7 separate regions of the Mus musculus genome follow, and all the other regions are linked to region 7. A link is a loop called in an ENCODE intact Hi-C map of the cell type or tissue named here. Cell type or tissue: left cerebral cortex. All regions are shown on one strand.

Region 1 (4,000 bases), 230 kb before region 7:
AGAGGTGGAAGCAGGAGAGTCATCAGAGTATGGGGGCATCCTGAGCTACATGGTGAGTTCCAGGACAGCCTGGGCTATATGAGACCCTGTCTCAAAACAAAGATCCCACAAACAGAATCCTTCTAAAAGCCATTTTAGTTTTAAAAGACTCATTCTAGATTTAGCTTAAGATAATATACAACAATCAAGATTTTGCTATATGGTTGAATACACCTCCCCTTCCTCAAAAGAAACACAGCAAAACCACTGCTTAATTAATGATGACTCATGGTTAGCTTCAGTTGTGTACTTGACACCTGGGAAGGGGAAGCACAAGAGCAACTGCCTCCATCAGATTAGCCTGCCTCCATCAGATTAGCCTTTTCTTGCTTGCTAGCAAATGTGGGTACCTGGGGGCAGGTGGTCCCGGGCTAAGAAAGGTAGCCATACAGCCAGTAACCAGCCTTCGTCCATATCTGTGCTCCAGAACCTATCCTGGCTTCCCTTGATGATGGAATGTAACCTGTAAGCCAAATAGGCCCTTTCTGCCCAGAGTCGCTTCTGGTCAGAGTGTTTAGCAGAGCAACAGAAAACACACTGGAACCGTGGCTCAATAAGGAAAAACAGGAAATGTCCGAGGAGTGTCCAGAATGTGGAATGAAGCTCTGAAACTTGGCTCTCTTCGTGAAATTGTTGCTGGGTAAAACTTATACATTCTCCCTAAATCTTCCAGTGAAGTGAAAAGTCCCCACTCTTTAGGGTCTGTTAAGTTTACCACACAAATAATGAATGTGTGTGTCTCAAATTATCTGGTCCAAAAGAGCCTTCTTGTTGTTGCCATTAAAGGCAGATGAGTAAAGCCTCACTCCCCGAGGGCTTTCCATCTGCTTGAAGATAATAATAAAAATCCTTATTGCTTGAAGAAAAAATAATAAAACTATCTTTTAAATGTCATTCATCCTCAGACAGTTTTAGCCATCCCTCATCTTCTCCGGAGAACCCCAAATTGCTTCCACTTAGCTTATGTTTTTATTCCGACGGACATGCCTTGTTTTCAGTTTTACTTTCATATTTCTGGCCTTTCCCATTACAACATCCTGCTCTGCCCAGAACAGGGAAAAGGTGAAGCGCAGAGCCTGGCTCAGAACTGCAAGTAAACTTTTACCTAACCCCAGGACTGGAGAGGCTGAGGCAGAGGAATGTCCTGAGTTCAAAGCCAGCCTGGACCACAGATTGAGACCCTGTTTCAAAAACAAAAACAAACAACCAAAACAACAACAACAACAACAAACCAAGAGAGCCAGGCGGCGCGGAGCCGAACTCTGATAATCCTAGCAGAAAACAAAAACAAAAAAACACAAAACACCACCACCACCGTGTTTCAACTTCAAGGTCCCCACTCTCTCTCAACAGAGGCGCAGGTGCACCAGCGACGCCCGGTGCGCATCACGAGTGTCCCGCGGACCCGCCCTCGGCCCGGGGCCTCATACCTGGTGCAGCCGGGTGGCCGTTTGGCCCAGGCGAGCGCGCAGCGTCCTCTCGCGGAACTCGCTCAGGCCCTCGCAGTCTGCCGAGTCACCCGGGGCCGGGAAGAGCACGTCGCGCACGGTGGCGCCGCCGCATCCTTCGGCCGCCAGGCCCAGGTAGTGCTCCAGCTGCCGGCACAGCTCCTGCAGCGCCGAGTCGCCAGGGTCCGCAGGCGCCGGCCACAGGAGCGGCCACAGGAGGGCCCACAGCCCGCGTCCCAGGCCCCAGCCCGCGCCGCTCGCCGCGTCCAGCTCGGGCGGCAGCGGCGGGAAGCAGGGCTCCAGGGCCGGCCACAGCGCCGCCAGCTGCCGGTGCGCGCCGCGGAACCCGGCGGGCGACAGCACCCCGGCCCAGCTACATCCCCCGTCGCCGGCCTCCCGCCGCTCGCGCCGCCGCCGCTGCGCCGTGCGGTCGTGACAGGTGACGGCGAACTGGCCCTTCGCGGCGTTCCAGGCCACCAGGAAACGCAGCTGATGGCGCTCGGGCTCCGGGAAGAGGTCCTCACGCAGCGGAACCCAGCCATCCAGGCTGTCGGGCTGCTCGCTGTCCATGGCAGCCGCACACCCTTAGACTGCGACAGGCCACGACATTTTCCGGGAGCCGCTACTGTCAGTCAGAGGCGCAGAAGCTCCCGCCCCCTCATTCTGATAGGCTGTGTGAGGGAGGCTGTCTGGAGTTGGTTAAGTGAAAGCCAATGGAAAGTCTTTTCGGGGAGGCGGGACAAAGTCTCCCTTTTACAACACCGGCGAACCTTGAACTCTCTAAGTGAACCAGGCTAGCCTTGAACTCGTAAGAGACCACCCTGCTTCTGTCTCCTGAGTGCTGACATTAAAGGCATACAGCCGCTATGTTCGGCAAAGATTTTATTTTTAAGCCCATGTATACATGGGCAGGACGACATCACACCTTAGTACAGATGCCAGAAGAGGGCGTCATGTCCCCTAGAACTGAATACTCTATGGGGCTGTTAACAGCTTAATGCACTCTCTAAAAATAGTAATTCTTAGCTGCTGAGCCATCTCTCAAGCCCCTATCTTAGTTCTCAACATTACAATGAGAATTTCCCTCAACAGGATCCTATTAAGTATGTGGCTCCTGAAACAAACATACTGGCAAGATCAAACTTCTATTTGAACTCAATATTTACTTACTGAGGGCTCTGGGGTGTCAAAAACTAGATCGCAGACACATTTATTTTTGTCAATATAGTAAACTTACTGAGTATCTGCTGTGTTGTTGGTATATTGAGATGGGGGAGAGGGGGAGTGCCTAAATATTTCTGCTTTCCAAGCCAGTCTATGCCAAGCATCATCCTGACAGCAAGGATTTGAGACCTAGAGAGGGAATTTGTCTACAATATATGTGCACCAAGGCTAAGCAGGATGGCCTCACTACTGAAAGCATGCCGCCGGGGTATTATAACAAGCCAATAGAAAGTGCTGCTGCATTTCCTCACATGAGCCCTAAAGATGCCAGTTCTAAACCTGCAGCCACCTTAGATTCCGAGAACAACAGACAGCCATAAAAACCTTTATGATCTAAGGCAAGGTGAACCTTGAAGAAGAGGTCACACCTGTCCTCAGAAGAAGTGATTATCTATGCTAAAAAGCTGTGCCCTCCAGAGCAAGTAACTATTCCTGGAGATGACAAGACCTGTTGGGAAGGACCTTGAGATGAGGGGCAGCTAAACCACACCTTGGTAAAGAATGCCTGCATATGCATATCTCCTTTTTAAATGCACTTTATTCCTAGGAGAGGATCTTTGTCCATTCTGGCTCCATTGGAGCCTTTCGGCTCAGATGCCAAGCTTTGTCCTTCCTTCAGATTAAAACTGAAATCTTTGTCCTCCTTGTATTTGATCTGTTGGCCTTCACCATCCTAGGCCTTCAGTTTGCTAACCACAGAAGCCTCCATAATCTTATGAGCTAATTCTTCAAAATCAATCTCTCCATTGTGTAAGCATCCTGTTAGTTTATTCCATCTAAAGAACCTTGATGTTAATACAGTGTGTGTGCTTGTGTATGTGTGCTTGTGTGTGTGCTTGTGTGTGTGCTTGTGTGTGTGTGCTTGTGTGTGTGTGTGCTTGTGTGTGTGTGTGCTTGTGTGTGTGTGCTTTGTGTGTGTGCTTGTGTGTGTGTACTTGTGTGTGTGTGCTTGTGTGTATGTGTGTGCTTGTGTGTGTACTTGTGTGTGTGTGTGTGTGTGTGTGTGTGCGCTTGTGTGTGTGTGTGTGTGTACACACTTGTATGTGCTCATGCATGTAGGAAGACATACATGTAGGATGAAATGATATTTTATGTTTTTTCCATGTATAAATATATCATGGGCATGACCACATTAAAGAAAAGTAGTCGTGAGGCCTACATAAAGATATGATAAAGAGCCGGGCATGGTGGTGCACGCCTTTAATTCCAGCACTCGGGAGGCAGAGGCAGGTGGATTTCTGAGTTCGAGGCTAGCCTGGTCTACAAAGTGAGTTCCAGGACAGCCAGGG
Region 2 (4,000 bases), 130 kb after region 7:
GAGTAAACAGTAAAAATAAATAAATAAATAAATAAAATAAAATAAAATAAAATAAAGCCAACAGATCTTTAGCACCTAGTCTGTGCCTGCCATGAGGTTGGACACTGTGAGGTTGGACGCACTGTCTACGTCCTGACAAGAAAAGATCTGTGGGCACAGCAGTACTCGGGGATAGGACCTGTGGATGGCAGAGGTGGACTGCTGCACAGGAGAGGTTTACAGGACGCCTAATAGGAAGTCTAAGCCACCACAAAAAGGCCTGTAAGAAGAAAGGTGTCTCACTGAAGAAAGATGGCTTTGGAATTTAATATTGGCTAATGAAAAAGAAAACAATGTTAGATTTGGGTAAGAAATGTGACAGTTGTTAAGGTTCCCACATTCAACTTTATCTATAGTGTCTTGCTTGTTTGTAAGCCTGTTAAGACTTAGTTATATAAGCCATTAAAAGCAGTTTGGCCTAGCCTTCTAAACTCTAGCCATCACAGGTTTCTTTAAAGAAACCCCAGGAGAAAGAATTCAACTGAGAATAATCAGAACACAGTTGAATTTTCACTTAGAGCAATTGGTAGGGCAGGGTAAGCACTCCAGTGTGCAAAGCTGAACAACATCGTCTCTTTCCAACAAAAAAGGATTATTTCTATGACTGCTAGAAAGTTAAGACAGTTAAGTAAGTCAACTACATCGTTCAAATCTGGGAGGGTGTGCAGTACCCAGTAAGCAATTTTTAAAAATTGCAAAATACTTAAAACTTCCTAGTAAAGAGGAGTCTATGTTCAAACACTGCAGCCCAGCATACCAGTTTGTTTTACAACGCCTGAGATGTCACTCCAAAATCCCAAATGTAAGTGGGAAGCTGCTGCGGGTGCCTCTGTGAACTTTTATCTTTCCTTCAGAAAACCTTCGCCCTGGAAACTTTTGATAAAAGCTGAGGCAAAAGGCGCTGGAGAAGCCACGCAACAAACAACAAAACAGAAAACCCTGCAAGTCCCAGGCAGACTGCCTCCATACAAAATTAACTTCGCCCTGCTGAATCCTTCGAGGGTCACGGTCACGTCTCCAGTAGTATTTTCTAATTACACAGGCTTTAAATACCACACGTATGCTAACAAACCTGAACTTCAGATAAAGCGTGCAGTGAAGCCAAACCTATGTTCCAGGTTACATTTCAATGGCCCCCAAAAAAGTGGAAAAGTGAAACTGCTTGTGCAATGAGAGGACAGAGGTTGGGATAAGCTAGGCAGGGGGTGAGGGGGGGGGGGAACTGGTGGCATCTAAGACCCTTCCCAGTGCGGACAACCCTTGCCTTTCTACTCTGGGAATGCCAGAGCAAAGTGCACTCTGGTTTACCATGTCAGGAACGTGCCGGGGATATCCCGGGTCCCCCACCCACCCCGCTGGGAGAAAACTGACTCGCCGCGTCCGACCCCGGCCGGGAAGGAACGGACACGGCGGATCCCGCGGCGCCGCGTCATAGCCCTGTTAAGCCTCGGTCCGCGACAGCCCGCAAACGCGGGCGGCTGGCGTCGGTCAACGCCAGGGCGGCTGCCTAGAGGGCCCCCAGTGCCCCGCGTTTGTTTCCCCGCCCTCCCAGTGCGGCTCACCTTCGAGGCGCCGTTATCCCGAGGCTGAGGCTCCACGAGCCCGGGCGCGGTCGACCATCGCTGAATAGATCTCGGCGCGGGGCCCGGGACGTCCACGTCCACGTCCTCGTCCTCGCCGTCGCTGTGGCTAAACGTTCGGTTTTCGGAAGTGTGGATGCTCGGGGCGCAGCCCATACTGGCGGCGGCGGCACCGCGGACTCGCTGGCGGGCAGCCGCGATCCGGTCAGCAAACGGCCCGCCCGGCGCCTCGGGGCCGCCGCGGGCGCCGTGTCATCGCGGCCTGAGCGGGCGGGCGGGCAGGCGGGTGGGCGGCGGCGGCAAGCGCGGGTCTCGCGTCAGGAAGCGCGGCCGCCCCTTTTATTGCGCTGCGGGCGCGGCGGCCGTGGGGAGGGGGCGCTGGGGCGAGAGGCGCGCCGCGGACGCCCCTCCGAACATGCCCTTCCTGAGGCGGGAGCCGCCGCTGTCTCCCTCACATCGCCGCGCGCGCCGCAGCCGCCGCGCTTCCGGGGAAATGTCGGGGGTGGAGATTTGCGCTCTCGCCACCGGGAGCCGCGAGCCCGCGCCGCGTTTGCACCGCCGCCCTCGCCTCGTCTGACTCTCGAGGAAACGGGCGCTCGCTCGCCTGGCGGTGCCTCTCCTCGGCCCGGCGGACGGCTGGGTGAGCGCCCCTAGTCGGGCTACCGTAGGGGAGCCCAGCCCTCGGCGCCCGCACTCCGAGCTGGGGACCCGCTCGCTGACGGAGCGAGCGCCTCGACTCCGGTCGGGCCGCGCCGTCGAGAAGCGCCGAGGCGGCTGCGCGAGCCAGGAGTTGAGCATCCGAGACTCCCGCTCCGTGCTCCGGACCGCGTCTTGCGGGCAACTCGCCGCGCCCAGCCCCCAGCGGTGACCTCCAGCGGCTGCTGGCGTCAATGCAAAGCAGCTGGGGCGCCCGCCGCCCGCTCCCTGTACCGCCCGTCCAAGAGCATGCGCGGCCGCGACCGCAGGGGCACCTAGCCAGCCCGTCCGGAGAAAGGAAAGGACTTGCTGAAGGATACAGAGCCATTCTGCTTCAGGGGCTACCGAGTTCGTTCACTGTCAGGTCACTGTGTTTGAGATTTGGAGCTATCGTCCGTTAAGAGACCAGTTGGAAGGACCTCAGTCCGAAGCGTTCCGAAGTCCATGGGGAACTACACTCCAGGTCCCAGGCGTTATTACCAGGGATAGCCCTTGCTCCAAGACCTGGCACGTCACGCCTCTGGTTGCACTCAGACCTGTGGGACTGCAATATTTCGAAGTTGGTTAGGGAAAGCCGGTCCTCTTAACCAAAGGACGATTCCAGGTTCGACAGTCCCAAGGATCCGAACCAAATGAAGAGTTGTGCGTCCGTCCAGCAGGGATCAGAACTGCAGCCCCCCAAGTGCTACCAGATAGCTAGCTGTGTGACTCCAGATGAGTCTCTTAACCTCTCGGTAGCTGAAACTGGAGGGCGACGCCCCTGGGTGTGCATCTGATACCCAGAGCCAGCCACTTCGAGGGCCTTCCCGCCCTTCTTTGCTCTCTAGGTCCACCGGGACCCTGGCGGGACCGGGACGTAGCTTCCTTTCCTCAGTCCACACCTTTCCTACACGCACCCGGGTGCGACCCTGAGTGGCTGAGACTCCTGCCCGCGGACTGGCTACTGTTAAGACCCGGAGATGTGCTCCGGGCTGAAGTCCCTGCTGTGACAGACACAGGTGCTTGGTCCCTGTGGCAGCTGCAACGTCCTTGAGCATCGATCTTCGCCACCAAAGGAGGATACAGGGCGGCTTCCGGAGCGGATAAGGCTGGAGCAGCTTTAGAAACTGGTTCTCTTTTCTGGCCTTTGGCACGCGGCTCCTTTGTCAAGTTAAAGCACGCTGTCCTATAAAAATATGACTGGCTCCTCCAAGGTGTCTTGAAAAACAGGAAAAGTTTTTGTACTGACACCCGTTATTCCACCCAGTCTGTGGTGTTTTCAACTAGCAGTCTTAGAGGGTAGATTTTTTGTTTTGTTTTTTTTTGTTTTGTTTTGTTTTTTTTCAGCTGGTAGCTGGATCCCTAGAGAAATTGCCTTTAGCCAAGATGCACGTACAAGTCTAAGGCTCTTCTCTCCGCCCACCAAAAGTCTGGCCTTGACAACTCCACAGTGACCTTGCTAGTGAAGCTCCAGGAAGCCCCGGCCCTCCCCTCGCGGACTGGCTCACAGCGGCCCTGCTTTGTCTTAGGGATCCTTGAGCTTGATGTCAATAGCAGGGTGGGGCTGAGGAAAGGAGGCTAGCTAGAGACCAAAGACAGATCCGTACCTTCCCCAATCTCTCTCTGATCCTGAGTTGGATTCTGTCGTCGTCGTCCCCCCCCCCCCCCCAACTCCTTTCTCTCTCATTTTGAAACTGATTTCTCAC
Region 3 (4,000 bases), 180 kb before region 7:
CATATTACCTACAAACAGACAGACAGACAGACAGACAGACAGAGAGAGACTGATTACAGTGAACTTTACAGCATCTCTCCTCGACTTGTAGGCAACTTACAAATTCTTTATAGTGAATTTCCCATAAAGAGGCTAGGGTAAAGTTCTACAGGTTGCCAGCACAAAGCCATAGTGAGCGCACAAATAAGTATTCCGCTACAAGCTTTCTAGGGGGAGCTCAGATCTTGCTTAAGACCCCCAGGGTTTTCTATGCAATAACAGGCAATAGGTAAGGAAGATTCCCATGTTTGCCTTCTGTTGCTACACAGTACACCGGGAACGGCAGACACGGCAAACTCATCTCCATCGAGAGCAGCACTTCTCAACCTTCCCAATGCTGTGACTTTAATACCCTCATGTTGTGGTGACCCCAACATACAATTATTTTTGTTGCTACTTCATAACTGTAATTTTGCTACTGTTTTGAATTGTAATGTAATGTCTGTATTTCCAGTGGTCTTAGGTGACCCCTTAGGTGAAAGGGTCATTTGATCCCAAAGGGGTTGTGACCCACGGTTGTGACCCACTGATCTACAGGGTCAAACATGTTGATGGCTGACGAATGACTTTCCTTTGGTGGACTCACACCTTATCTAAGCTTTATATATATGTATGTTCGTGTCTTTGTGAGTGAATGACATATGTGTGTGGTGCTCAAGGAGGCCAGAATAGTGTGTTGGACTCCTTGGGTCCTGAGGTACAAGTGATTTGATATAGGTGCTGGGAACCAAACTCAGAGCCTCTGGAAGTGCCACAAATGCTCTTAACTACTAAGCCATCAGGCTAGTATCTAAGTGCACCTCACTACTGTCTTCACTCCTTCAATTTTCCAACCTCCTACCCATCCACGCACACCATCAGAAAGCAATATAAAAACTCCTTTGTACAAGAATTCTATGGGATTTTAGAATCTGTCCTCAACAAACCATGCAACTTTCCACCGCCTCCTTGCTGCCCTTTTCTAACATTAAATGCCTTTGCTGACACATTCAAGAAACTTAAAAATCACCCACTGCGTGTGCATGTGCTCACGGGCGCTAAAATTACTGCAACAGGTGATTCCTCCCTCAGGCAAGAGTCATCGATTCGGAATGCCTGGATTTACAGAGCCAATATTCAACAGCTCTGTGCATGTGAATATGTGTTTGTATGTGTGCATGTATGTACGTACGTATGTGTGTGTGCTTAATTTAACTTCAGTCTGTGTGACCGCGTATTTCTCCTTCCATATCTACCCACCATTCCGTGGGCTAGCAACCCTCTTTGAAAAAGATGGAGAAAAAACAAACACAGAGAAGGAAGATCGATAGCCGGGCAGCTTACCCATCTCTTCTCCCATTCCTGGGACGCCTGCCACGTCAGCCACTTACCTGGACACCATAGTCACCCGCCGCACAAGGTGGCCAAATACTGGGTCAACTTGGCGAGACAAAAGCCGCTAGCATCAGGTGTCAGGCTCTCGGTCATAATTTCTCCCTCCTTCCGGTGGAAAATGAGTCCACTTCCGGCTTCTTAGCCGTAGGGAGGAAGTTCCACGTCAGGCACCGCGCGGCGCGGCTGGGCTTGGCTCTTCCCAGTGCGCATGCTCAGAGCGAGTCCTCTGCTGCTTAGCGTCTAGCTGCGTGGCGTCTGGATCGTGGGAGACTCGGGGGCCGGCTTGTAGCTCCTGGGTGGGTGTGGAGAGCTGCCGCATTGTTTTGAGTATGCTATTCTCTGCTCCCCTGGCAGGCGGCATCCTGGGGACTGAAGTACGCCGTCCCGCCCCTGCGACACTCCTCTGCGTTCTTGTGCTACCCAGCCCTGGCTGTTAAGCTTCTCAGTGTTCTTCATTCTTGCCACCCTGCTTATAGAGAGCAAAGCGTGCACTGCACCTCAGTAACCTTTACTCAGTCGCTCTCTTGACTCCCCCTGGTTGCAAGCCCATGCATATTCATCCAGGAAAGGACCAAGAGCTTCCTAGCCTTGATCATGGGTCTAGGAAGATAAGTAAAATCACTTTTGGATAAATTTCCTGAGGATAGACCTCAAATGTTGAGAGACTAAAACAAAAGACATTTGACATTTGCGCCTTGGTAGAGGTAGGCTTCCTCTGTCATTTTGAATATGATATCTTTGCCTTACTTAGTTTCTGGTGATCGCTAAAAATCCTGTGTGTGCTTTGACTTGAGGCAGCATGGCCCTACTCTGTTGTCAAACTTTGTTCTCCTTATTTCTGCTTATTGCTGTGTTTTACAAGGACATCCATCCTGTTGGATTAAAAAGCCCAGCTTATTCCAGTTCACATTGTGAGGCTGCAGAAAAGACTTAAGATTTCAGGGGCGGCAATTACTGAGCACCCTAGTAAGCTGCCAGAGTTCTCCAGGAATGTGCAAACCAAATGCTAAAGTAAACTAAAAGTAAGCAGGTTTAGAACAATGAGTTCAGAGTTCATTTGGATGCTGCGAGTTTGAGGTCAGAATTTGAAGCAAAAAGAACAAAATAAGAAACATAGGTGTAATGAAAGGACCTTACATGCAGTCCAAACATACAAGGCTTTTGGATTTAATATACAAAATCAGGAGCAAAAATGTTACCTTGTTTATCAGCTTGAGCCAAATCTACTTCATTTCTCTTACTCATTTAAGATGTAACTTTTCTGGGCATGGTAGCACACTACTTTAATACCAGCCTTCAGGGTTCAACACCAGACTGGTCTACGTGGAGAGTTCCAAGCCAGCCAGAGCTATACAGTGAGAAGCAGAAAGGAGAAGGAGGAGGAAGGAAGGAAGGACGGACAGAGAGCCAGGGCTACAGAGTGAGACCATTACACTCACTTTCTAGGCTTGGCCTGTGCTTTTCTCACCCTGGCATAGGTACACACGGGCATAGGCACACACTGGGCATAGGCACACACTGGGCACAGGCACACACTGGCTCCTTTGCCTGGTACAGGGCATCAAGTTGCACATACTTTACTTGCCTGATTTGCTGTCATGGATGCTGTATTTTATTTATTTATTTATTTATTTATTTATTTATTTATTTATTGTATATGAGTATGAGTACATGGTAGCTGTCTTCAGACACACCAGAAGAGGGCATCAGAGCCCATTACAGAGCAGTCAGTGCTCTTAACCACTGAGCCATCTCTCCACCCCAACGAACACTGTATTTTAACATAAGAAAGCGCTCAGATCATTTACCAGCACCAGTGTCTTAATAGCTAAACCCAGCAAAGATAGCTCAAGAGAAAACTCGGAGTTAAACTCACCAAAAGACAAAGCTCTTGACAGATCACTAAGCCTACCGAGTAGTCTATCCAGATAGACTTAAAAAAAAGAAAGGTTTCCCCAGAAGTGTTTAACGTTTAAAAACCTATCACTGCAATTCATTGTGTTAATAATTTAGGAGTTTAATACTACACAATTATCTGAAAGGTTAACATTTAAAAATCCAGTTTCTATTTAGCGAAATGAGAATAGATAGTAATTTAATGAAAAGCTTTTAGCAGAAGCCTACTGTAAACATGAAACTTAATAGCTATTGTCACAGGGAACAGTAACATGTGAAAATCCATTTTCACTTCTAATATTCAACAGGATGGTAGGTTTTCTACCCAGAGCGATACAAAAAGGGCAGAATCATTAGGAAAGAAATAAAAATATAATTTTCATTTGATTCTCTTTCTAAAAAGATTATAGTGTTAAACTATTAAAAGGTTTAGCAAAGGTTAATTGTTTGTAGGTTCATGGGCTCAAAGGTTAATTGTTAAAGCTTGTGATCTACCAGTAACAAAGTGTGAGAAAGTAGAGCCCCTCAGGTCGGTGAGATGGCAGGTGGCAAGTGTCTTAACTTATTAAACCATCTCTCTGACCCCAGGTGACATTTATGCTGTTGATGCCTCAAAAGAAGTGGCTGGGGAGTTAATATTTTCTGCTATCATTTGTGACATTATTCTCCACTGATGAAATGAAATCAAATT
Region 4 (4,000 bases), 490 kb after region 7:
ATGGCAAGTGATACCTTGGGAGGTAGACAAAATAGCCCAACTTTAATGCTTTTAAGCTTATTATGAATCTACAGGTTTCTGTGTCTTTTATCTGGGAACAATATGGTCTGAAGTGGGGTAGAAACACCTAGTAGATATTTAAAGACAACAAGGGGATATAGCAACCCAATAATAATAATAATAATAATAATAATAATAATAATAATAATAACTACCACACACATACACAGCATTGCTCTTTTCAGAAGACCAAAGGAAGAGTAGTGGGATGCAGTGATCTGGGCTGAGAGAAACAGAACTGACATATCCTACCCTAAGTCAGTTCAGACTCCCTTCAGAGACTGTGACCTAACAAAGAGGTTAGTCATTCAACCTCAGTGACCACTTAATGAATAGATAACACTCATCCTTATCATATGGAACATCATAGTGATTACTAATGGATCGCATGTCAAGGTGCCCCCAGCTTCACTACAAGTCATTAGTGCTATATTTCAAAGGAGGTTGCCCTCAGATAATCTCCCAGATCCCAGAATCCAGGACTCCTCAAGGCCCCTATATAAAATGGTGTACCAAATACCTTCAATCATCTCTAGACAACATATACTTAAGTGTAAATAATATGTAAACAGTTGGTATGCTGTACTGTTTGGGAATAATAACGAGAACGCTCCTACATGTTCAGTACAGACATTTCTGTTTATTTTTTTGCTTCTGAAGCAAGATCTCATTATGTAGCCCACGCTGGCCTCGAACTCCTGACCTGCCTGTCCTGCTTCCTGAGTGCTGAGATTACTGCCTGCCCAATTCCTTTTTAAATGAACACACATGGGGATCATTGCGGGGGGTGGGGGTGTGGGGGACACACACCTAGATCTGAGTAGTAGCTCTACAAAATATTCAAAGCAGTGGAATTAAAAACTATTTAAGTATTATGAAAGCAATGAATATTTATTTTTAAAAAATCATTACACCATAGAATCAGATAACATGCCCTCCCCCATGAAAATAGCAAAAGTTAAAACAGAACAGCAACAACAGAAAGAAAACTGAAGCTCCCAATGTCAATTTGTCCAAAATGACTACGTGAAACACAAATACATCGTAATTCTTCCTGGACATCCCGGGAACACTGAACCTAGACAGCTTATTAGCTAAGCCTGGCTCCGACACGCCCCCTCAGAACCTCAGTTTCCCCACCTGGTCAAGGAGGCGGCTCGGTGGGATGTCGTCGAGCATCCCTTCCCAGTGTAAAGCCTGCGTTCCTAGGCTGCGCGTACCCAGCGCTCTGGTGTGAGCGGAGCCTCGAGGGCTCCGAAGAACCAGGACGCAGAGCTGCGCGTCCAGCCCGTCGGGCGCGGACACCGACGCCCCTCCCCCAAACTGCCCTGAGCTGGCTCCAGGCCCGTTACTCGCTGTCTCTCTGGCTGTTCCCCGCGGGGCGCGCGGCTCCTGACCTGCCTCTCCCGCTCGCCTCTCCAGGGACCAGGTCCTGTTCCCGCTATCTCTCTGAGCGCAAAAGCACCCCACGGTCTGGCCCGGCCCGGCCCGGCCCCTCTGGATTCACCTCAGCTCAAGCCCAAGGGGCACAGAGAACAATGGACGGGAGAGGCCCGCCCATGGCCACTCTCATTGGCTGTCCACAACAGTTCCTGAAATTCTGCTCCACTATTGGTGAAAACTGCGTCCAGATGGGCGTTGGGAGGGAAGTTCCACCCGATGCATTGCGGGAAATGTAGTTTACCCAGAGACGGGGGGGGGGGTGGTTTGTACCTGAGCGAACAGAGGGTTTGATAGCCGTAAGTAATGCCTCCGGATCAGAGGCAGAGGACGACCCAGGACTAGCTGTCTGTCTTCTAGTACTGCCCAAAGCTTTCACCTGAGACAGATAGTGCCAATTCTCTAAAGCTCGCGTGTATTTATCTATAAAAAATGAAAGCTGGGTGAATGTATCAGTCTTTTTCAGCTGAGAATTGAGTGGCAAATGAGCCCTCGAGAGCCAAAAGCTGACTCTAAGCAGAGAAGAAATCTGCGCAATCAAAGTTCCTCTTGGCCCAAGTTCGCACCTCTCCTGGAAATTTGCAGCTACGCACAGGCATTTGCACTCCGGGGTTGCACTCCCCTTTGTTTTCACACGTGGTATTCTTGCGTCTTCACGAAAGCCCCGCCCCGCTCTTTCTGCTTTGTAAGTCCTAGTCTATAGTCGGCTCCTTGGAACCTGCCCTACAGTTAGGCAAGAGGTTAGCTCTGGGAGGGAATGACCACCCAGGCACCCTAAAACAGGACACAAAGGACAATAGTGGTCCTTCCAGATGGGTCATCTCAAGGTCCCCAAAACAGGATGTAAAGAACAGCAATAGATGGTAGTGGTCTACTAGTTGGCTCAGCTTCAACTGGCTTCAGGGTATCTCTAGATAAGAGTATGCATGGAGTGCCTGCTACCCCTTCACCAAGTGAACTTTTCAGCTTTGAGGGCACTTAAGCCCCAAGACTGGGTGAAATGAGCTTCCAAGAAAAGTGTGCCACTTTGTTTTAGTGCCCGCCTTAATGGAGGGACAGGGAGAGGATAACAGATAAAGGATAAATCTAAACCCACTTCTGTCCCCGACACAGCCATTCCTACTCTGTACGGATTGCTCTCTTCCCAAAGAGCATACAAACTTTTACTCCCTTACTCGCTCTAGTTAAAACCCTTGACTTGGGGGCTGGAGAGATGGTTCAGTGGTTAAGTGTGGGAAGCCGTTGCAGAGTGGCAGTTGCAGAGTGGCAGTTGCAGAGTGGCAGTTGGCTACTGCTGGCCACTACACATACATAGGCAGTGAAGGTTCTTTTGCCAAGACAAGTTAACCAATCAGATGTGAGACACACCTCTCCTAGGCCTATGTAAGCAGCACCAGTTCTGGGCTCAGGGTCTTTTCGCCTCTACAATCAAGCTCTCCCAATAAACGTGTGCAGAAGGATCCTGTTGCAGCGTCGTTCTTCCTGGCCAGTTGAGCGCGCGTAAGAGTTAAGAGCACTTGCTGCTCTTGCAGAAGACCCCAACACCTACATTACAGCTCACAACAGTTTGTGGGCCTGGTTCCATGGGATCCATACTAAATAAAAACAAGAGAGTAACTACCTGGACACTCAGGTAGGAAATCTAAGGGAGAAGTGATAAACAATATCCTCCGTGGTCTACGATAAAATGCACCTTTACCCACTGAGCCATCTCGCTGACCCAGGAACTGTTGTTTTCTCATTTTGTCGTTTGCTTTCTCGTAGTCTATCAAATGAAAGAATTTGAATGTTGGAGAGATAGTTTACTGGTAAATAGCACTTCCTGCTCATTCAAAGGATCCGAGTTCAGATCCCAGCACCCGTATGGGTGCCTTACAACTCCCTGTAACTCTGGCTCGCACGCGCGCGCACGCGCGCACACACACACACAAACATACACACAGCAAAATAAATTCATTTCTTCTGACTTAAAATGATATTTGGCTTTAAATTTTTTATTTTATTTTATTTTATTTTATTTTATTTTATTTTATGTGCACTGGTTTGAGGGTGTAGGATCTCCTGACTGGAGTTATAAAAGTTGTGAACTACCATGTGGGTGCGGGAGGTTGTACCAGGGTCCTCTGAAAGAGCAGCCAATGCTCTTAACCACCAAGCCATCTCTTCAGCCCCACATCTGGGTTTTGGTTTTTTTTTTAAGGTTCATTTTATTTTTTAATTTTTTAAGAAAAGACTTATATATTTTATTTATAAGTACATTATAGCTGTCTTCAGACACACCAGAAGAGGGCATCAGATCCCATTAAAGATGGTTGTAAGCCACCATGTGGTTGCTGGGACTTGAACTCAGGACCTCTGGAAGAGCAGTCAGTGCTCTTAACTGCTGAGCTCTCTCTCCATCACGGTTTATTTTATTTTTAATTATGTGTTTCTGTGTGGGTATTTGCATTTGAATTTGGATGCCCACAGAGGCCAGAGGTATTGGATCCTCTGGAACTGG
Region 5 (4,000 bases), 110 kb before region 7:
GATCTTTGAAGACCTTGATATTATTTCCAGCTTTAAATATTTTTCATAAAGCTTTAAACTATAGTGTGATCAAATTTATCATTTTCATTTTTTATTATTGTTTATAATTTGAAGAATTTGTCTATGGGCTGAGGCAATAAAAATGTCTCCTTCTAGGCCACATAGCATAGACTTATAACCCTATGAGTTTTACCTTAGGAGGTAAATGCAAGAGAGTCTCAGTTCAAGACTATCCTGGGCTACATGGTGAGACCCTGCCTCAAAAAACCAAAACAACAAATTAAAATATTTTTGGTTGTGAGTCTAGACTTTAACAAATTAAAAAAGATGTTCTCCTATATTCTTCTTTAAAATTCCAAAAACAACTTTTCACATTTATATATTTAACCTATTTCAATTTTACATTTATATATGATAAAAGTGAGGCTGATCCTCTGGACTTTAAAAAATTCATTACTCTGTGTGTGTATGTGCATGCACTTGCACATATAGACATGTATACCACACACATACACCCGGTAGGAGGATCAAGGACTCAGTCAGTTCAAAAAATGGGTGGGGTGAGGCAGGGCAAGATGGTTCACCAGGTAAAGACATTTGCTACCAAGCTTGATGACCTGAGCTCAAGCCCCATGACCCACAGAGTAGAAGGAGAGAGCTGCGAGTGTCTTCTGACCTCCACTTGTATCCATATCACACAAATAAATAATAGATGTAAAATATGAAAGGAAGCTGGAGATGCCAAAGGTTTTACTCTCATCAGACTATGAAAACAGAAAACGACAGGTCTGAGTTCTCCATTTGCCCCTGTTGGCAAGGGGTCCTTGAGGAAGTCACTTAATTGCCTTCTTTTGTAGTATACTGGGGGTTGACCCTGGAGTCTTGTATGTACTAGACAAGCACACCTATTGATTATATTCCCAACTCTACTCTTGAGTCTGGGGGTGTGGTGAGGGAATGTAGGGTAGGGGCACACAGGCTTACTAAGTTGTCCTCACAGGCTGGCTTTAAATTTGCAATCCTCCCTCCTGCCTCAGTCTCCCAAACAGCTGAAGCCAAGCATGTTCCTTCTTTGAACAGCAGCCTCTTTACCTATGAGTTAACAAGCAAAGCATTTAGAAGTGTGAGAAGTACACGCTTGAATGCCCAGAAAATACTCCACTCCTCCTGCCTTTGGCTAGGTTTAGGGACGGTGATTTAGCAGCAGAAATCTGTGTTCAAAGTTACTTTCTTATAGGCTGGGAGCTTGAAACTTTATATTTTTTCAGGTATCCATTCCCATAGGCCCTCAGGTGCCATTTCAAGTCTTAGATTCTTATCTTGTTTAACTTTGGGTCAGGGAGGACTGGATGTGAAGGATCACAAATTGGCAGCTACTAAGGTACATGGCGACCTTAAGATGAGATATTTTAGAGGTTTCTGATGCCTATCGGCTAACCTATTCCTTCCATTTAATTAATTAGTTAATTAATTAATTTATTTCCTTGAGGTAGACTTCCTTCAGACTGTAGTTCCTAACTGCCTTCGGATGCAAGGCACCCCTCCTTCTGCCTCATCTGTGATAGTATTGCAGTTATGGGCCTAAGCCACCATGGATGTCTTAGTCATAGATGCCATCGGTCTTTCCAGATATGCCTTGGGTCTTCAGAGCATCTCATACACCCTCACTTACAGTTCCCATGTTGTAGGCATCTAAGTGTGGCACCTCTCAGAATAGGAAGAGAAGAGAAGCAAGAAATACTAGGTTTGATTTATCAGGCCTATGCTGCCAAGATGGGGGTTGGGCTGCTCCTAAGGGGATGGGTTCTCCATACTGTAACCACCCTTTCTGCTTAGGACTTCAGTAACCCTTGGGAACGACCACAGAATGGAGACTAGCCAGCTGTCATTCAGCTCCCTCTGCACTTTAACTCCAGCATCTGTCCTCTTCCCCACCTTCTCCAAACACACTAGGCTAGGACCGTAGGCTTCCTTTCTTAATACCCTGGGCAGAAGCTTATACGTTCCTGCCTCACAAACCTGCCAGCAAGTTGGTAACAGCTTCTTCACCTGTCAGGAGGAACCTTGAGTATAATACGCGCTGAATAAAAAGTATAACATATAAAACACTTAGAAATGTTCAATAAGCTCTGTTCTCTTTCTTAACCAACCTAGTGGCTTATTTCCCACCTCCAACTCTCCAGCAACACCTTAAAAGAGACCTGGCAACTTCCAAGCTTGTTCACCTTTCCTCTAGTTTCCAGCTAGCTGCAGAATAAAAGCCCTTCAGAAACTGGGCTCGGGCTTCCCTCCTGTGGCACCAACACGCATTAGCTGGTCTTAGTCAGATTGAGCCTCTCAGTGCATTCCTCCCTCTCCGCCTTCCCTGGTCTGCAGCCCGGAATGCCATCTCCGCCTCTGCGCTCGCTTGGGCTTCCGGTCTGGTCCAGCCCTAGCTGGCCCATGACGCCTCTCGGAACAACAGCTTCGCTCACCCTGATCTCTTGCCCCGAATTTTGTCAGTAAAGCGTCCTGTCATTCTGGAGGGAGCGTCGGGAGCGGTTTCCCTGGGGAACTGCAATCCGAAGAGGATCACTGCTGTTTTCGGAACTTTCCCGAATCCCCTGACGCCTGCGCTCCGGGTTCCAGCTCGCTCCAGATGCAGTGGCAGTCGGTCTGAAGTGAGGGCGTGTCTGCTGCAGGTGGGGATGGGTGGAGGGGCTGGGTTCGGTGCCACCGGGGCTTCCACCCGAGAGGTCACTAGCAAAGGAGAGGCGTGGTTATACGTTTTTTTGGGGGGGGGGCGCACGTCACCGGCGCAGCGGGGCATCCCAGGGTCTTGTAAATCTGTAGGGAAACTGAGGCCCGCGGGAGAGTGAAATGGTCAGGGTCACCGGGCGAGGGACTTGCTCAGGCCTGAGCCCCCTCGGGCTCCGGGGAGGCAGTGGTGGTCTGTCTTGGCTCGAGCCTCAGAACTAACCCCCACCCCCCGTTCGGACCCCCAGGCCCAGGGTGGGCGGCGGAGCGCGGGTCTGGACGGCAGGAAGGAGCGCAGGGGGCGGGGGCGGGGACGAGGCCGGGCGGGGCCGACACAGGTGCTCCTCGTCAGGCCAGCGCCGCGGAGCTTTATAAGCCGCCGGGGTGCGGAGTCGTGCGCTGCTCGCTGCAAAAATAGTGCCCACGTGTGTGCGCGTCCCGCGCCGCACAGACCCGCCGGCCCGCGCGCCCGCCCGCCCGCCAGTCCCTTAGGGCCACGCCGGACCCCATGGCTTTCTCTCTGGTAAGAGCCGCCGGGGCGGGGCGGGGCCGGGCCGGGCGGGGCTGCTGTCCCCGCCGGCCGCCTCGGCTAACGGTCCGCGCGCAGTCTCGCCACTTCACAGGGCCCCCTCACCGCCGCCCGGGTTAGCGTCCCGGGCGGGGCGCCGGTCACATGCCCGCGGTCGTGGGCCTCGTGGAGCGGTGTGGGGCGCGCGGGGAGGGGCAGGGAGCTTCCTCGTGACTCAGGCCTTTGGGCTTAAAGGCGCCGCGGCCCTTCGGGGGCGACCGCCGGGGCCTCGGAGCTGCACTTGCACAACTCTCGGTGGCCTCGAACATACGTCCAGACAGGAGCCGGCCGCGCGGACGGGCGCCCGGACGCCAACACTTCCTTTTTCCGCAGCCGTCGCACGGGAGAGCTCGAGCGGCCGGCCGGCTGGCCGGCGGTGCCCGCGGCTCCCGTCTCTCTCTTTCCTTCTCTCTCTCTCCCCGAGAGTCGCCTTGGCGTCCCGCAGGAGGCAGGGGCTGGCGGCTCGCTGCGGGCGGCGCAGCAGCGAGCCGCGGAGACCCCCTCAGGCTGGGGCGGCGCAGGGGGAGACGCGCCACGACGGCGCTGACATGGCTCCTTTAAAGCCGAGGTCTCGGGCCCCTCGTGCGGGCCGCGCTCTTTCCAAGCCCGGGGAAGTCACGTGGCTTCACACGTTCGATTGCTCCCGGAGCCCTAGCCCCGAGGGTGGACCGGGCCAGGTGAGGTCGCACGTGCGTG
Region 6 (4,000 bases), 460 kb after region 7:
TGGCGCCCTCTTCTGGAGTGTCTGAAGACAGCTACAGTGTACTTATATACATACAATAAATAAATAAATCTTTTTTAAAAAATGATCTCCAATGACAGGTGTTCTGAAGTCTCGAAGGCTGCAAATAGCCATCCATTGAAAGTACTGGACTGGAAAGAGAAAACTGAATAGAGCCAGGTCTCCGAGGAAGCCAGATGCTCTATAGACAGTGCTGCTGTCGGCCCCTGCTAAGCAATGTGTAGAGCACCATGTCCCAGGAGTGTGCAGGTTAGGTGTGAAGCTTTCTAAAGTGCTCTCAGAGGCCAGGCCTGGTGGCCTAGCCCTCCATCCCAGCAGGTGGACACCTCTGTGTGGTCTACACACTGAGTGCTGGGCCAGTCAGGGCTACAGAGTAAAGTTCCTGTCTCAAAATACAAAGTAGCATGAAGACATTTTGTAACCCAATTATTTATCATTTATTTATATGATGTGTGTGTGTGTTTTATATGTGCACAGGCTGAAGCATGCCTGTGGAGATCAGAGGGCACAGGGCACCTTGGGTACTGGTCCCCGTCTTCCACTGTGTTTGAGGCAGGCTCTCTTCTGGTTCACTGCTGTATACTCAGGCCGCCTGGCCCTTGAGCTTCTGGGATTCTCCCATCTGCTCCCACCAAGCCAAAGGTGCAAGGATTACAGATGCACACACTGTGCCTGGGGGGCAAACTCAGGGCCACATGTTTGCCAGAAGCTCTCCTCCCTCTGAGCCATCTCCCCAGCTCTTTAGAAAGTGTGTGTGTGTGTGTGTGTGTGTGTGTGTGTGTGTGTGTGTGCGCGCGCGCACGTGCAGTCACATGTGAATTGCCTTGTCATAGGGCACATAAGGAGGTCAGAGGGCACCGAGGTAGCAGTCCTCACCTTCTGCCTTACCTGAGACAGGCGTTCTCTGTTCTTTTCTCACTGTGTACACCTGGCTCCGTGGCCCAGTGTTTTACCCACTGAGCCATCTCCCCAGCCCTAAATTCTTAAACTCAAAGAACTTCTGGAATACTCAAGCAACAAAGCCCAACAAAATGGTGTTTTCAACAGACAAGTTTCATCTGCGAGGGCTCTTCCTGCTCTGTGTCCGTGCTGTTATTAGAAAGAGACAAGAAGGCATGATGGTGCACGCCTTTAATCCCAACACTTGGGAGGCAGAGGCAGGCAGATTTCTGAGTTTGAGGCCAGCCTGGTCTACAGAATGAATTCCAGGACAGCCAGAGTTACACAGAGAAACCCTGTCTCAAACAAACAAACAAACAAACAGAAACAGACAAGAAGACACCTTTGCTATGGAGTAAAGAAAACCCCTTCGAATAAATAGTCTTTGTGAGCCACCCTGCTCTTGTAGTTGGTGGAGAGCTTGGTTGCGCTGTATTTCAGGATAGGAGGTAAATATTTCCCCAGAACCTATCCCCCTGACTAGCAACTCAGGGTCCCTAATTCTGCCCTTGGGGCTGTGTCTCTTACTGTTCCAAGCACTCTGGAGAGGAGAGCTTACCCCGATCTTCTCCGCTACCCAAAGGTTGGGACCCAGCCTCTGGGTCCCTGAAGTCTCCTCTGACCCTTTGTTTCCATACCATTCACCCTTTGGTGCTGCTCCCTAGGAGTCCCCTGTGGCAGAGAAGGCTTCCTAGCACCTCTAAAGCATCAAAGATGTCAGCAAGCACCCAGGAAGACTCATCGGGAGGGTCTTAGCCTCAAAGGTGCTTGCTTCTGGCTTCGCAGCAGTTGGGCTGCAGGCTTTTGAATCAGTAGTGATGCTGTTCCCGGGTCCATGGTGCTAAAACTTGTAGCAAGCCCGCTCTAGCCCAGTTCCCTCTGCAGTTCTGATGGCAGGTGGGGCTTTTCTTGGATATAAGGCTCACTGAAATGTCCCAGAACCCCTTGGTTTCTGCAGCCCTTGTGTGTTCCTTCTCCCTTCTGATTCTCCCAGCCCTGGCACTCCTCCCGATTCAAGGCTGTGCGGCTTTTTCTATGCCAGTGTTACACACAAGCCAGTCGTTTAGAAAGAGAGAACTTCAACTGAGGAAAATGCCCCCACCAGACTGGCCTGTGGGCAAGCCTGTAGGCATTTTTTAGTTGATGATAGAAACCATAAGGCAAAAAAGGCCTTGGCTGTTCTCAACTGATACCAGACCAGGCTCTGCCCTTAACCAGCTGCTGGTAACTCTCCCTGACAGATGTGATGTAGCCCTTACCTTTAATTCCAGTACTTGGGAGGCAGAGGCCAGCCAAGTATAGAGAGAGTTTCAGGACAGCCAGAGCTACACACAGAAAATAATAATAATAATAATAATAAATTATGGTCTGGAGAGATGTCTCAGAGGTTAAGAGCACTGGCTGCTCTTCCAGAGGTCCTGAGTTCAATTCCCAGCAACCACATGGTGGCTCCGTATAATGAGATCTGGTGCCCTCTTCTGGCCTGCAGACATACATGCAGGCAGAATGCTCTATACATAGTAAATAAATCTTTAAAAAGAAAAAAAAAAAAAAAGGTAATTCATCCAGTGGGACTCAGGGGCCACAGTGCTCAGGTCTTCCCTGCTGCAGAGGAGAGAGTGGTAGACCTGTGATTAGCATAAATCAGGACCTCTGCTCAAGAAACAGGGGCTGGAGAGATAGTTCAGCACTGTTGCTCTTAAGGAGCACGAGGGGTCGATTGCCAGCACCCACATGGTGGTTCACAACCATGCTTAATACCTCCAGTTCCAAAGATCCTGACACTCTCTTCAGGCATCTTTGTCCACTAAGGCATGCACAGCCTGTAAGCAAAACACATGTGCACTTTTTTAAAAAATATTTTTAAAATATTTTTTAAAGAAAGTAGCGTGGGTAGGAAGGGAAGGGAAAGATCCTCTTCACTGCTGAATGGTATTTGACTTTCTGTTTCTTTTGAAGTAGGACTGAGGAAAGGAATGAATTTTTAAATCTTAACATAGAAATGTTTAAGGATTGGAGAGATAGATCAGCAGTGAACACTGTGTGCTGTCCTGGAACTCACTCTGTAGACCAGGCTGGCCTCGAACTCAGAAATCCGCCAGCCTCTGCCTCCCAAGTGCTGGGATTAAAGGCGTGCACCACCACTGCCCGGCTAGTCTAGTCTTGGCTCCCTGCAGAGACCAGCCCTCAGAACATCTAAAGCTGTACACTCTCCAGTCAGTCTGCTTGAGGACACCAAGCTTCCGCTATCCAGACTGTAGGATAAGCAAATTCATTTGAAAGGAGCAGCAAAGTGCAGCACAGCTCGGGTGGCCCAGGGCGTGTTTCACTCCTCCACATCAAGAAGCCAGAAAGATGAGTGAGTTCAGAGGCAGGCTCTGCCCTTCAAGCTTTGGCAAGTCTCATGCCAGAGCCACAGCCTCCTGTCTGGATCCTGTCTTGATGCTGCTATCTGCCAGATCTGGACCTCCTGGGGAAGGACCATTTGGAACTGTTCTGAAGGAAGCAACTGTAGTATCGTCTCTTTAGAATTCTTTGGTTTTAGCCACTAGCATCATTGGTTTAGCACAGCATCTGCTGGAGTGTGTGGGCCTGGAAGGATCCTGATGCCTCTTGCTACTGCAACCCTGTGAATTCCATTAGATCACAGGGTCAGAGGCAAGGGCCCTGCTGTCTGCCCTGCTAACTGCCTGGTGCCCATGCAGTGTGGCAATCTCTGGAGAAACGGCTCCAGAAGGCTGCTAAAAGGAGCTTGAAGCTGTGTTTGCCTTGCAATTCACTATTCACTCAGGGTTGAGAAAACCCAAGTTACCCATGTGGCACAATGCGGCAGAGGGTAGGTTCACGCAGCTCATACATGTGAGCCAATAACCAGCCAATCCTCCCTCACTGTTCAAATAACTATGGGGTCTTAAAATAAAGTCTGGTCTGAGTCTGAGCTCTTACAGGGCAGCAGTATTTGGAGGGGTTTGAGGTTCCTCCAGTCCCCACCACAGCAGGTCACTGTTCTTAAGCTCCCCCAAGAGACGACTTCAAACTGGTC
Region 7 (4,000 bases):
TTTATTTAAAACTGGACCGGAGGAAAAGTCTGAGCAGCTGCTGTATATAGTTTTAAATGGTTTGTGGCACCTTATGTTGCACTTATGTTGGGGGAGGGTTGATAGAAGTTTTTAATCACAGTCACAGGACTTTTTCTTTTGTAACTGAGCTTAAAAATTAAAAAAAAAAAAAAAAGGGCTGCTTTTTGGTGGGGGCAGGTGAAGGCTCACAGGAGCCCTTTCTCTTAGAGGGGCAAATACCCTTCCTTACAACTTTTATTTGACGAATGTATGAATCAACAGTTACAGTTGACAAAGACGCTACTGGAATTGAAAACTTGACTTTTCTTTTTAATTTAACGATTACTTGCCTCTCTTAGGGAAGCTGTGTGCCAAAGAGCCAGTGTCATAACCCCTCCCTCCTGCTGAGCTGATGTTGCATTGTTGCATATCCCAGCTACTCTGTGGGTTTTGTGAAGCTGTGTGTGAAGTCTCTACCTCATTGTTGTATATGCAGGCAAGACTGCACTCTCCTACAGATGTGTGGAGTAAGCTGTGGTGTAATTTTTTTGGCACATAATAAACACGTTGCAGCAGAGTTGTAGTTTTGTCTCTGTATCTGGGTGTGTGTGTGGTGGGGTGTGGTAGCAAGCAGGGAAGATTCCAGAGACCAGTCCTCTTTTCATGGATTTTCACTAATGGGATACCAGCCCAGAGGGATGGGAGGTACATGCGGAGACCTGCTCCTATATGGGACTTGTTACATCCTGGTCAGCCACTCTGGAGTGTCTAGTACCTGGGTGATTACAATCAGAATAGGAGGCCTGCCTGTACATTTTACTTCTTGGCCCCTCAAGGCCTCCTCCACATGGAGCCCTAGGAATGCTAGAGGCACAACTCCCAAGATGTCAGGAGCCATTTGCTGGCTGCTTTCCTGTGAGCCCTGACGTGTTCCTCCTTCCTCTTGGACACACTTGTGCTGATGTAATTCCTTTCTGAGTGGTTACTATTTTGCTTTTTTGATTCAGGGTCTTTCTTTGTGGCCTTGTCCTGGAACTCCTTATGTAAGCCAGCCTGGCCTCAAGCTCAGGAATTCTGCCTACCATTCATCCCACGTGCTGGGATTAAGGTATGCACCAGGACACGCTGCAGTGCTTTGTTTCTTCACAGCCCTTACACTAGCTTTTCTAACAGGCTCCATGGCTTCATGACAGGTCTGATGATTTTTCAAGTGGAGACGGCAGCATGCTGAACTGGTCCTTTGGGAAACTCTAGTCTGAGGGAGAGGGACTCCTAGGTACTTAAATCCTTGTAAGGTGCAAAAACTCACTACTCCTCAGAATCCAAGAGTTCTCTTCCTGCAAGACTGTAAGGTCTAGTCTTGCATCTGGAGCCTGGCCTCCACTTCATTGGGAATTCACTGGTAATGTACGATGCAACCCCCAGGGATTACAGACCCTTTGGTCTCTTCAGTATTCTTCCGGGTCCATGGTCAAGGACATCTTTTTTCCTCCCGCCATGAGCTACTTTTAGAGTAAGGACTTTCAGCTCTTCACCTAACCAGAGTGACGTAGATGAGTTGAAGGATGAAGCACAGCCTTGGCCCCTTGATACATGCCCTGTGGCCAGCACGGTCTCCTTAGGTTTGAGCGCAGGACCCTGTCCCAGGAAAGAGCTGGAGGAAAGGCCCTCTCTGGACAGATGAAGCCACTGGGTCGTAGCGTAAGAGCCTGCTTTGGGCTTGGTTATGGCAGAACAACCGGAAGAAGCTGAAGGTTGGAGATAGTGTCCCTACTAATCGGGAACAGTCTAGTTAACTGAGATCCTAATTTGTTGGTAAAAGTGTTTGAGACCTCTCTGTGAGCCAGCCACTGATTTAAGCACTCGAGGTTAGCCCTTCCTGTTTAGCTCAAACCTAGCTGAGAAAAGTAATTGTGCTCAGACATTTAAGAGCAGCTCGAATGGAATACTGTGCTGGGATGAGAAGAAAAGCCACTCTAGGTGATGTTTGCTGTGACACCAGGAAATGAGAGGAACCTCACCAATTAGGCTAGACCCTACTAATCTCTGACTAGAGGCGCGGGTAGGGTGGAAATCGGGGATGACCCTGTTTACTACTATGCCTTTCATAGCTCGGGCCTCCTTTAGGCTCCATCTCAGGACCTCAAAGTAACTCCTAGATTAAAACACACCGGACGCCCAAGAGAAGCACGGAACTATTTGGAGTGGAAACCAAGACGGCCGAGCTGCCGGCGTGCGCACGCGCAGACTTTCGCCCCGCCCACAGCCAGGCAGCCTCACTCCACTCCGCTAGGGGCCGCTGTGGGACTCTCGCGAGCCAGGCGGAAGCGGCTTTCTGGCCGCGCTTTATAGGCCTCTCTTGTGTTTCCTGTTTCCTCTTTTACCGAGACCCGCCAACATGGTAGGTGTTTGGCTCCCAGGGCTCTGTCCTTTTCAATCCTCGCCCATCCTCCGCTCGTCGCGGCCTCAAGTCCGCAGCGAGGGGCCGGCGCCGTCACCGGCGGCCTGGCGCGCTTCCGCATGAAGTCGTGCGCGCCGCGGCCCCTCCGCGGGAGGCGCGGGCTCCCCGGTGACTTTGCCCTCTCCACCCTCAGGGCCGCGTTCGCACCAAGACCGTGAAGAAGGCTGCCCGGGTCATCATCGAGAAGTACTACACGCGTCTGGGTAATGACTTCCACACCAACAAGCGCGTGTGCGAGGAGATCGCCATTATCCCCAGCAAGAAGCTTCGGAACAAGATAGCCGGGTGAGTGGGGGCCGCGGCCGCCGGAGAGCCTGCCCGGGCCGGTGCCTCCGCTCCCCCCAGACGGCCCGCCGAAGGGCTGGAGGTGTGCCTTGGCCACAGTGGGGTTTTGCCGACGTGGTCTTAGTTCGGGCTCCTTACGGTAGCTGAAGGCAGAGCTCCGGCCTCAAAACCTTACTGCTGTGGTCTCTGCTTCCCGCATTTTACCACTATGGCCGTGTTGTGCAAAAAAATAGCAGTGTTGTGTCCGTACGACGGATAAGACCAGTCGGGGTACATGACATTCGGAGGAGGGCTGGTGACGGCGAGTGAGGATGTAAGGAGTGGACATCTGAACAGTGCTGTGTGTGTGTCTGTGTGTCTTTCCGATGGTGAGACCGACCTTGATGTAGAGACAAAGTCGGTTCTGGTGGGAGGTGGTCACTGTTTCGCATTGCTTGTAGCTATGTCACGCATCTGATGAAGCGGATTCAGAGAGGGCCTGTGAGAGGCATCTCTATCAAGTTGCAGGAAGAAGAGAGAGAGAGGAGAGATAACTACGTTCCTGAGGTAAGATTTGTGGGTCTTCCTCTGCACCTCTTCCTGGGGGCTCACCTGAGGTGGGAACGCAGCTGGATGTCAGTGAAGTCTTAATCTATTTCCTCAAAATGATGAGAGATCCACCCACCTCGGCCTTCTGAGTGCTGGGATTAAAGGCGTGGGCCAACACACCCAGCCGAGGGTGCCTGTAATCAGCCGACCTTGAGCTTCTCTGCGAGGTCTAAATTCATTTTCACATGGGAGCCCAGTGAGAGTGCCTCCCGACGTGGTTAGCTTGACATCCAAGTGTGAACCCTGCTTTCTGAATGCACACTAGATGGTTCTGACACAAGAATAAAGTGGGCTGTGGTGGTGCACAGCTTTAGTTTCAGCATTTGGGAGGCAGATGTCTGAGCTCGAAGCCAGCCTGGTCCACATGGTGCTTTCCAGGACAGCTAAGGTTATGTGTTGCGTTGGGAGCAGAGGAGGTGAAAGATAACCCACGCATTCATAATTTGAACTTGATTCTTTCCCTCTCAGGTCTCAGCCCTAGATCAGGAGATCATTGAGGTGGATCCCGACACCAAGGAGATGCTGAAGCTCCTGGTGAGTGTTGCCTGAATCCTTGAATACATCTGGTTTCTAAATGGCTGGAGCTGCTTGTTCTGTGATGATTCGGGGGTGTGTTTTCCTTGTTTGGGGCTGGCTCCTAAATTGTGGCCTGCCCCGCCCCCTTCA

Evidence for each region. Hi-C counts contacts between places; a loop is a spot of excess contacts. Peaks named below come from ENCODE experiments on the same cell type or tissue, not always from the same donor. Only the 100,000 strongest peaks of a DNase experiment are listed, where the experiment ranks them.
Region 1: it touches region 7 in a loop (5-fold over the local background); 8 of 42 quality-filtered maps call a loop at or near these places.
Region 2: it touches region 7 in a loop (5-fold over the local background); 15 of 42 quality-filtered maps call a loop at or near these places.
Region 3: a loop joins it to region 7, with 2.4 times the contacts of the local background. A loop is called at or near these places in 6 of 42 quality-filtered maps.
Region 4: a loop joins it to region 7, with 2.2 times the contacts of the local background. A loop is called at or near these places in 7 of 42 quality-filtered maps.
Region 5: it touches region 7 in a loop (4-fold over the local background); 4 of 42 quality-filtered maps call a loop at or near these places.
Region 6: it touches region 7 in a loop (2.3-fold over the local background); 4 of 42 quality-filtered maps call a loop at or near these places.

Annotation. Positions count from the first base shown.
Region 1 is chr7:81,569,379-81,573,378 of GRCm38, reverse strand. Whamm (WAS protein homolog associated with actin, golgi membranes and microtubules) reads right to left here and starts at 2,087. Exons shown (of 10, transcript NM_001004185.3): 1 at 1,470-2,087. The coding sequence starts at 2,057. In left cerebral cortex, CTCF peaks have their summits at 1,649 and 2,401 (motif pointing right); DNase peaks (open chromatin) are centred at 1,604 and 2,142; H3K4me3 peaks cover 2,246 bases; H3K27ac peaks cover 1,114 bases.
Region 2 is chr7:81,211,690-81,215,689 of GRCm38, reverse strand. Pde8a (phosphodiesterase 8A) reads right to left here and starts at 2,425. Exons shown (of 22, transcript NM_008803.3): 1 at 1,602-2,425. The coding sequence starts at 1,775. In left cerebral cortex, a CTCF peak has its summit at 2,497; DNase peaks (open chromatin) are centred at 2,159, 2,505 and 3,223; H3K4me3 peaks cover 2,659 bases; H3K27ac peaks cover 2,394 bases.
Region 3 is chr7:81,521,086-81,525,085 of GRCm38, reverse strand. It overlaps 2900076A07Rik (RIKEN cDNA 2900076A07 gene), which reads right to left and starts at 1,536. Exons shown (of 4, transcript NR_160675.1): 1 at 1,410-1,536. In left cerebral cortex, CTCF peaks have their summits at 1,700, 1,899 and 3,103 (motif pointing right); a DNase peak (open chromatin) is centred at 1,628; H3K4me3 peaks cover 1,580 bases; H3K27ac peaks cover 942 bases.
Region 4 is chr7:80,858,535-80,862,534 of GRCm38, reverse strand. Zscan2 (zinc finger and SCAN domain containing 2) reads right to left here and starts at 1,604. Exons shown (of 3, transcript NM_001382511.1): 1 at 1,458-1,604. In left cerebral cortex, no CTCF peak of the experiment used is centred here; DNase peaks (open chromatin) are centred at 1,645 and 2,147; H3K4me3 peaks cover 1,579 bases; H3K27ac peaks cover 885 bases.
Region 5 is chr7:81,453,893-81,457,892 of GRCm38, reverse strand. Cpeb1 (cytoplasmic polyadenylation element binding protein 1) reads left to right here and starts at 3,135. Exons shown (of 12, transcript NM_007755.5): 1 at 3,135-3,259. The coding sequence starts at 3,245. In left cerebral cortex, a CTCF peak has its summit at 2,292 (motif pointing left); DNase peaks (open chromatin) are centred at 1,741, 2,366, 3,382 and 3,979; H3K4me3 peaks cover 1,992 bases; H3K27ac peaks cover 1,550 bases.
Region 6 is chr7:80,884,327-80,888,326 of GRCm38, reverse strand. No RefSeq gene overlaps it. Among named protein-coding and RNA genes, the nearest start is that of Gm32112, 7.1 kb to the left of the region's middle. In left cerebral cortex, CTCF peaks have their summits at 22 (motif pointing left) and 2,436 (motif pointing left); DNase peaks (open chromatin) are centred at 2,415 and 3,310.
Region 7 is chr7:81,343,603-81,347,602 of GRCm38, reverse strand. Rps17 (ribosomal protein S17) reads left to right here and starts at 2,369. Exons shown (of 5, transcript NM_009092.3): 1 at 2,369-2,401; 2 at 2,595-2,746; 3 at 3,187-3,292; 4 at 3,803-3,868. The coding sequence starts at 2,399. It overlaps Cpeb1 (cytoplasmic polyadenylation element binding protein 1), which reads left to right. Exons shown (of 12, transcript NM_007755.5): 12 at 1-577. In left cerebral cortex, a CTCF peak has its summit at 2,290; DNase peaks (open chromatin) are centred at 2,286, 2,945 and 3,627; H3K4me3 peaks cover 2,218 bases; H3K27ac peaks cover 1,439 bases.